2 separate regions of the Mus musculus genome follow, and region 2 is linked to region 1. Evidence: chromatin loops called from intact Hi-C (ENCODE). Cell type or tissue: heart. All regions are shown on one strand. Links, peaks and the distances in the headings refer to the core of each region. The heading gives the core; the rest is flanking DNA. Region 1 has its middle 63 kb from the start of Gm30950. Region 2 holds the start of Ercc6l2 (excision repair cross-complementing rodent repair deficiency, complementation group 6 like 2).

What was found. Peaks named below come from ENCODE experiments on the same cell type or tissue, not always from the same donor. Only the 100,000 strongest peaks of a DNase experiment are listed, where the experiment ranks them.
Region 2: a loop joins it to region 1, with 4 times the contacts of the local background. A loop is called at or near these places in 1 of 42 quality-filtered maps.

What each region holds. Positions count from the first base shown.
Region 1 is chr13:63,989,262-63,992,170 of GRCm38, reverse strand. No RefSeq gene overlaps it. Among named protein-coding and RNA genes, the nearest start is that of Gm30950, 63 kb to the right of the region's middle. In heart, for the core only: a CTCF peak has its summit at 1,609; no DNase peak of the experiment used is centred there; H3K27ac peaks cover 597 bases.
Region 2 is chr13:63,814,277-63,817,185 of GRCm38, reverse strand. Ercc6l2 (excision repair cross-complementing rodent repair deficiency, complementation group 6 like 2) reads right to left here and starts at 1,946. Exons shown (of 19, transcript NM_001013608.3): 1 at 1,669-1,946. The coding sequence starts at 1,711. In heart, for the core only: a CTCF peak has its summit at 1,796; a DNase peak (open chromatin) is centred at 1,945; H3K4me3 peaks cover 2,051 bases; H3K27ac peaks cover 1,506 bases.

The sequences.
Region 1 (2,909 bases), core at 175-2,674:
ACGTATCACATCAGCTGAGGTACGACTTGACCTCAGAATCTTTCCTGGCACCGTCCTCTTGGCTAGAGCTGACACACAGTGAACCTTGTCATCTTTGAGTTGGTGGGACCAAAACCCCTAGATTTGACCATAGATGGGCTACTAACTAGGCAGGGACACCTGGCTGTGGATTTTATCCATCTGAGTTTCTGCCCTGTTATGAGAAGGCTAGGTGAGGTCAGTAGTCGTCGGTGGAACAAGCCTTAGAAACGTCATACTAGTCTGCTTGGCTTGCCATAACAAAATGCACGAACACAAAGAATTTAGTTCCCACAGTTCTAGAAAGTGGGAGGTCCAAGGCCAAGGTGCTGGCCAGCGTTCTTCTTGGTGAGAGCCCTCTTCATGGCTTGCAGATGTCTGGCTTCTCACTGTACTAGTCCGGAGACTGGAAGTCCCAGCCCAACCCAACCACAGGTCTAGTCATGTGTCTAGTGCCTTTATATGGAAGGGCACTAATCCCATCATGGAGTCTCCTTCTTGTGACCTACCTCTAAGTATCATTATCACTGCATACTGGGTTAGGGCTCATCACATGTATAGATACCTATTGGCTTTTTTTTTTTTTTTTTTTGCTTTGCTTTGCTTTGCTTTGCTTTGCTTTGTTTTTCAAGACAGGGTTTCTCAGTTTCTCTGTGTAGCCCTGCCTGACCTGGAACTGGCTATGTAGAGAGGGCTAGCCTGAAACTCAGAGATCTGCCTGCCTCTGCCTCCTGAGAACTGAGATTAAAAGAGTATACTGCCACACCTAGCTTATTTGGCTTTTGAAACACAGATGTCTAGGGTCTTCCTTCAGAGACTCTGGTTGGTTCTGCACAGGATCGAGGTGTTCTGTTTCTTGAGTTGTTGGGGGCGAAGATTGATGGCAGGGCTCCTGCTCAGTGAGGGACTGCTTGTGCCTCCAGACTGACGGACCTCTGCCTATCTCTGTGGAACCACTTAGCCTACCTCTCTCTATAACAACTTGTTCTGGACCCAAAGCTCAGGGAGGGGCTTGGGGTTTATTAGCATGTGTGCCCAAACCCAGCATCGAAAGCCAGGCACACAGTAGGCACATCATCAGTGCTTATTGAGGCTCTTACCTTTTAATTTTTCAAAGGTCTTTGAAACATTCAAAATCATCTTTAGGGAGCTTGAGAAGGATCCGTGGGACATGATTGAGGGGAGAGCGGTCCAGCTGATCTGTTTTCACTGTCCAGCAGGCTTCAACAACAGCAGGGACATTTACATTTCCCTCGGCTCTCTGAGCAGCAGAAAGCAAAACAGTTTGCGCTGTGACCAGAAAACGAATATAAACAAGAACAAAGAGCAGAGGCGGCCTTTGAGCACTCCAGCCAGCTGCTTCCTCCATCCTTCCACTGCAGAGCTGGTGAAGGGAGGGGAGACAGAGTTCTTTAGGACTTCACAACCCAGGGGAAGTGGGACACCTTCCTCCCAACCCCGGGGAAGAGTAAGGAAGGCAGGAAAGGGAAGGTGCCGTGGGAGAGTTGGGGCTACACAGAAGGAAGGAAAAAAAAAAGTATTAGGGATGGTGTGGAGCAAATAGGGAAAAATCCCTAGACAAGTCATGAGATGTCGCTACTAACCTGTCAGAGCAGCTGAAACAGAAAGTGGAGACAGACTCAAAACTCTGGCAAGGATGGGAGAAGCCGGATTCTCCTCACAGGTTCCTAGTCCAGGGGGCTCCAGGCTTGCTGACCATTCCGTTTATAATTTTTTTATGTTAGGATTGCACAAGATGGAGCTGTATTCAGTAGAACCATGCCTTGATTTAAAAAAAAAATTAATTCTTAAAAAAAAAAAAAAGGCAAGGGCTTATGTAGCCCAGGCTTAGCTTGAGCTCACCATGCGAGGATAACATTGAACTGCTGATCCTCCCACCTTCACCTCCTGAGTTCTGGACTCAATGTATTCCATTTTATGACGTTCCATGGGTCAAGCACTGAGTTTCTTGCATACTAGGTGGGCACTCTATCAACATGAGCTACACATCCAACCCTGACTTTGTTTATTTAGAGGTAGCATCTCATTTTGTAGCCCTGGCTGGCCTTTAACTCGATATGTAGACCAGGCTGGAGTCCAAGTCACAGAGATACAGACACCTGCCTTTGCCTTCTGAGTGCTGGGATAAAAGGCAAGGGCTATCACACTTGCCCTGACCCTGACTTTTGACTTTTCCATGAGCTAGTACCATGTGAACCAGCGAGCTGGCAAGCTTCCTGTAGTGCACTGTACTTCTGCTGCTCAGTCAGGTGACCTCTGTTGCATTTAGCATTCTGTCTGTCTTGCATGCTGCTTCTGTGTCCTTACCAACACAGTATCTGGGAGGAGACTGTTGGGTTTTTGTTTGTTTGTTTGTTTGTTTGTTTGTTTTTGTTTTTTGTTTTTTTTTTGAGACAGGGTTTCTCTGTATAGCCCCTGCTGTCCTGGAACTCACTTTGTAGACCAGGCTGGCCTCGAACTCAGAAATCCGCCTGCCTCTGCCTCCCGTGTGCTGGGATTAAAGGCGTGTGCCACCATGCCTGGCGAGCCTGGCGTTTCTTTGTCCTTCCCTTTTCTTACTAGCTAACCTAAAGCAGTTTCTCAAGAGTCTTGTGTTTTTGGCGTGCATGTCTGTAATGATTTTGTATTGAAAATGTATTGTATTGTCCTCTCTTGCCTTTGTTAGCCACTTGTGAATATTAAGTTTGAAGGAATGTCTATTCAAACCCTTTGTGTATGAAGTTTCCTCTGAAAGTTAGGCCTAGAATTACCATATGATCCAGAAATGTGGGAAGAACTTAGTTCATTGCCTAGAGCCAATACAAAAGGACAGATAAGGTGGTTTTGAGCTCAGAATCTCAGACCTGAGGAGGCAGAGACTATCAGATCCA
Region 2 (2,909 bases), core at 306-2,805, 180 kb after region 1:
GAAAAAATCTTAGACTAACACACAAAAGACAGTTAACAAGCATAAGCTGATTTTTTTTTGTTTGTTTTGTTTTGTTTTTTTGAGACAGTGTTTCTCAGTGTAGCCCTGGCTGTCCTGAACTCACCCTGTAGACCAGGCTGGCCTCGAACTCAGAAATCCGCCTGCCTCTGCCTTCCGAGTAATGAGATTAAAGTCGTGTGCCACCACGCCCGGCTATAAGCTGAATTTTTAAGTGAAAACAAATTATTGATCTAGTGAGATAGCCCCTAAAAAACTCATAGACATAAACATAATGGCAAAAGGTGCTTTGGAAGAAGAGAACAGAGTGCTATGGAAAAGAAGTATTGGGAGACACATTTCAGAAAAAATTTTCAGGTAGACCTGTATGTATGTGGAAAACACCAGGACATCTTTTATGGGCACCTTTGTACCTGAGTTTGGGTTATTTCTAGAACCAAATAGATAAAGTTGGAGTCAGGAATAATGATTCTGTTACTACAGAGATTGGAACTGCTGATCAAGGGAGGACTTTTCTCTGAAAGGTAGGACTGGGGGTATTGCTCCTAATGATTGGGATGCCTCTCTCAATTCCAAAGTGCCTTTTTTGTTTGCTTCCAACATAGGAAACATACTTCCTTCTTGGACACTCTTGAGTGATCTGTTCTTCCCATCAGCAATTTTCCCCCTAAAATACCAAAAGTGACTAAATCTTCTAATAGCATCAAGGAACAAACATAGCAGTCCCATCACTGTCACTTAGAAGATCCACCATTTGCCTTTAGCAGTCAGATTCATAAAGGCATTTCTATTTGTGGGCCCTTAATTATGACATGACCAATTTTTAGTCCTACGAGTTCAAGGTTTGTTGCTTACCCTGAAATTAGCATTGAGCACCTGCTTACTTTCATGAGATATCTTCCTCAAAGGAAGAGCAAGATTTACCCAATGATTCCTGGGCACAGAACACTCAGTTGTAAATCTGTTCTGTCAGGGCTTGAAGGTTGACTCCATCTGTAAGCCAACTTGCTGCTAATACTGCTGACCTGGATTCCAGCCTCTGAATTCATAAGGAGAACTGACTCACCCAAGCTATCCTCTGACTTTCACATGCCTGATGCACACATATACACAAAGTTTGTAATCTGTTATATCAATCAATTTTATTAATAAAAGCTAGAGGGCAAGTCTGCATCCCTGATGGCTTGTGAGATAACTGCACTTTCAAAAGCTCTTGGTGATCTACTAGAGGCAAAATTCTGCTTCAATACGCCATGTAAGTGAACTAAACTAAATAAATAGGCCTTTGATCATCTACCTAACAGATCCCTGCTATTGACTAATAACTGGCATATACAAAGACAAAAATGACATTTACTGAACGCCAAGGGTCAAAAGTGGAGTCACTTGCATCTCATCTCATCTAATAGTCACAAGAAGCAATAGTCCTCGTTTTACAGATGAGGAGTCTGTTCCCACTGCTCGGCGAGTAACTGTGAGGGACAGCACTAAATTCTTTCGTCCAGGCGGCTGAGTCGCAAAGCCGAGGACTTCCCGCGGGGCAAGAGTTCGAAACCCGCAGCTGTCAATCACAGGAAGCACGCGGGAGCCGCTTCCGGAAGTGCCCTGAAGACGTGTGCCTGCGCAGAGGCGCGAGCTCGGAGCTCATACCTTTGCGGGAGTCTGCGCGGGACTGCGGGGCGGAGATGTCCATCGGGCTAGGGGCAGGCACCCGGCAGCCCCGCCGCTCTCGGCGGCGAGGAGAGCACGGCACGTGGGCCGGCTGCCGGGCATCGCCCGCCCGGAGCGGGGGGCGCTATGTGGGGCCTGACGCGGCGGCGTCACCTCAGCGACCAGCCAACGCTCGCCAGAGCCCGTAAATCCCGCGAGAACGAGCGCCTCTGCGCTCCATCGCTCGCCTCCCTCCAGATATCGCGAGAAGATGGACTAGCCTTTCAGCGGGCGGAAGCGGCTTCCCTTCCAGACGAGGTCAGCCTCGCGCAGTTCGCGAACGTCCCAAATATCGCGAGATTTGGCATTAGTCGGCGACCTCGACCCTCTTCGCTGAGGGAGTCCACGACCTGAGGTGTGTGACATCCTCCCAGGGCGGAAAAAGACAGTGTGAGCCCTGCACAGACCATTGACACTGTGGTGGCCTTGTCGTCTAGGAGCTTCAGGAGGCGAGCCTTAAGAGGGCGTTTTCTTGGGTTTGCCTACTTTATCGTAACTCACTCGTGCACAAACAAGGCAACCCCTGGGGTTCGGTTTTCTTCGCCATCTGAGAAGAGCAGCGACTGTGCCTCGCCCTGAGAGAGAAGCACACACCACGCAGCCTGCTGCCTCCAGCACAGCGTTCTGCGCACGAGCTGAATGGATTTTGCCTGTCCCAACATCTCCTGAACAAGCTCGTGAAGCCAAATGTATTCTTCATGTCGAATTCTTGTGATTTTTTTTTTTTTTAGGCCACTGTGCCTGTGTACGGGTCTCGTAGAGCTAAAAATCCAGAAGTCAGAGAAATTGCATTCCTTCCTAGAAAGTGGAAGAATCTCCACTCCTTGGCTTGACCTCTTTCTTCAAAGCCAAGGATAGTGCATTTCCTGAGCCTTCCACAATGGGTTTGGGTTTTGGGGGGGTTTGTTTGTTTGTTTGTTTGTTTGTTTTGAGCTCACCAGAATAATCTTATTTTCAGGTGTACACTCATAACTACATCAGAAAAGGCCCCTTGACATGTAAGATAACATGTATGGGTTCCTGGATTTAGAGACACAAATTCCTCTTGGGGATCATTATCCTGCCTACTGGAGGATCTTATTTGTATATACTATATGCCTATTCAACAAAGAGATCTCCATTCTTTGCAGATACTACTAAGACTAGTAGACTATTTTCAAAGGAGTGCTATATTAAGAGTG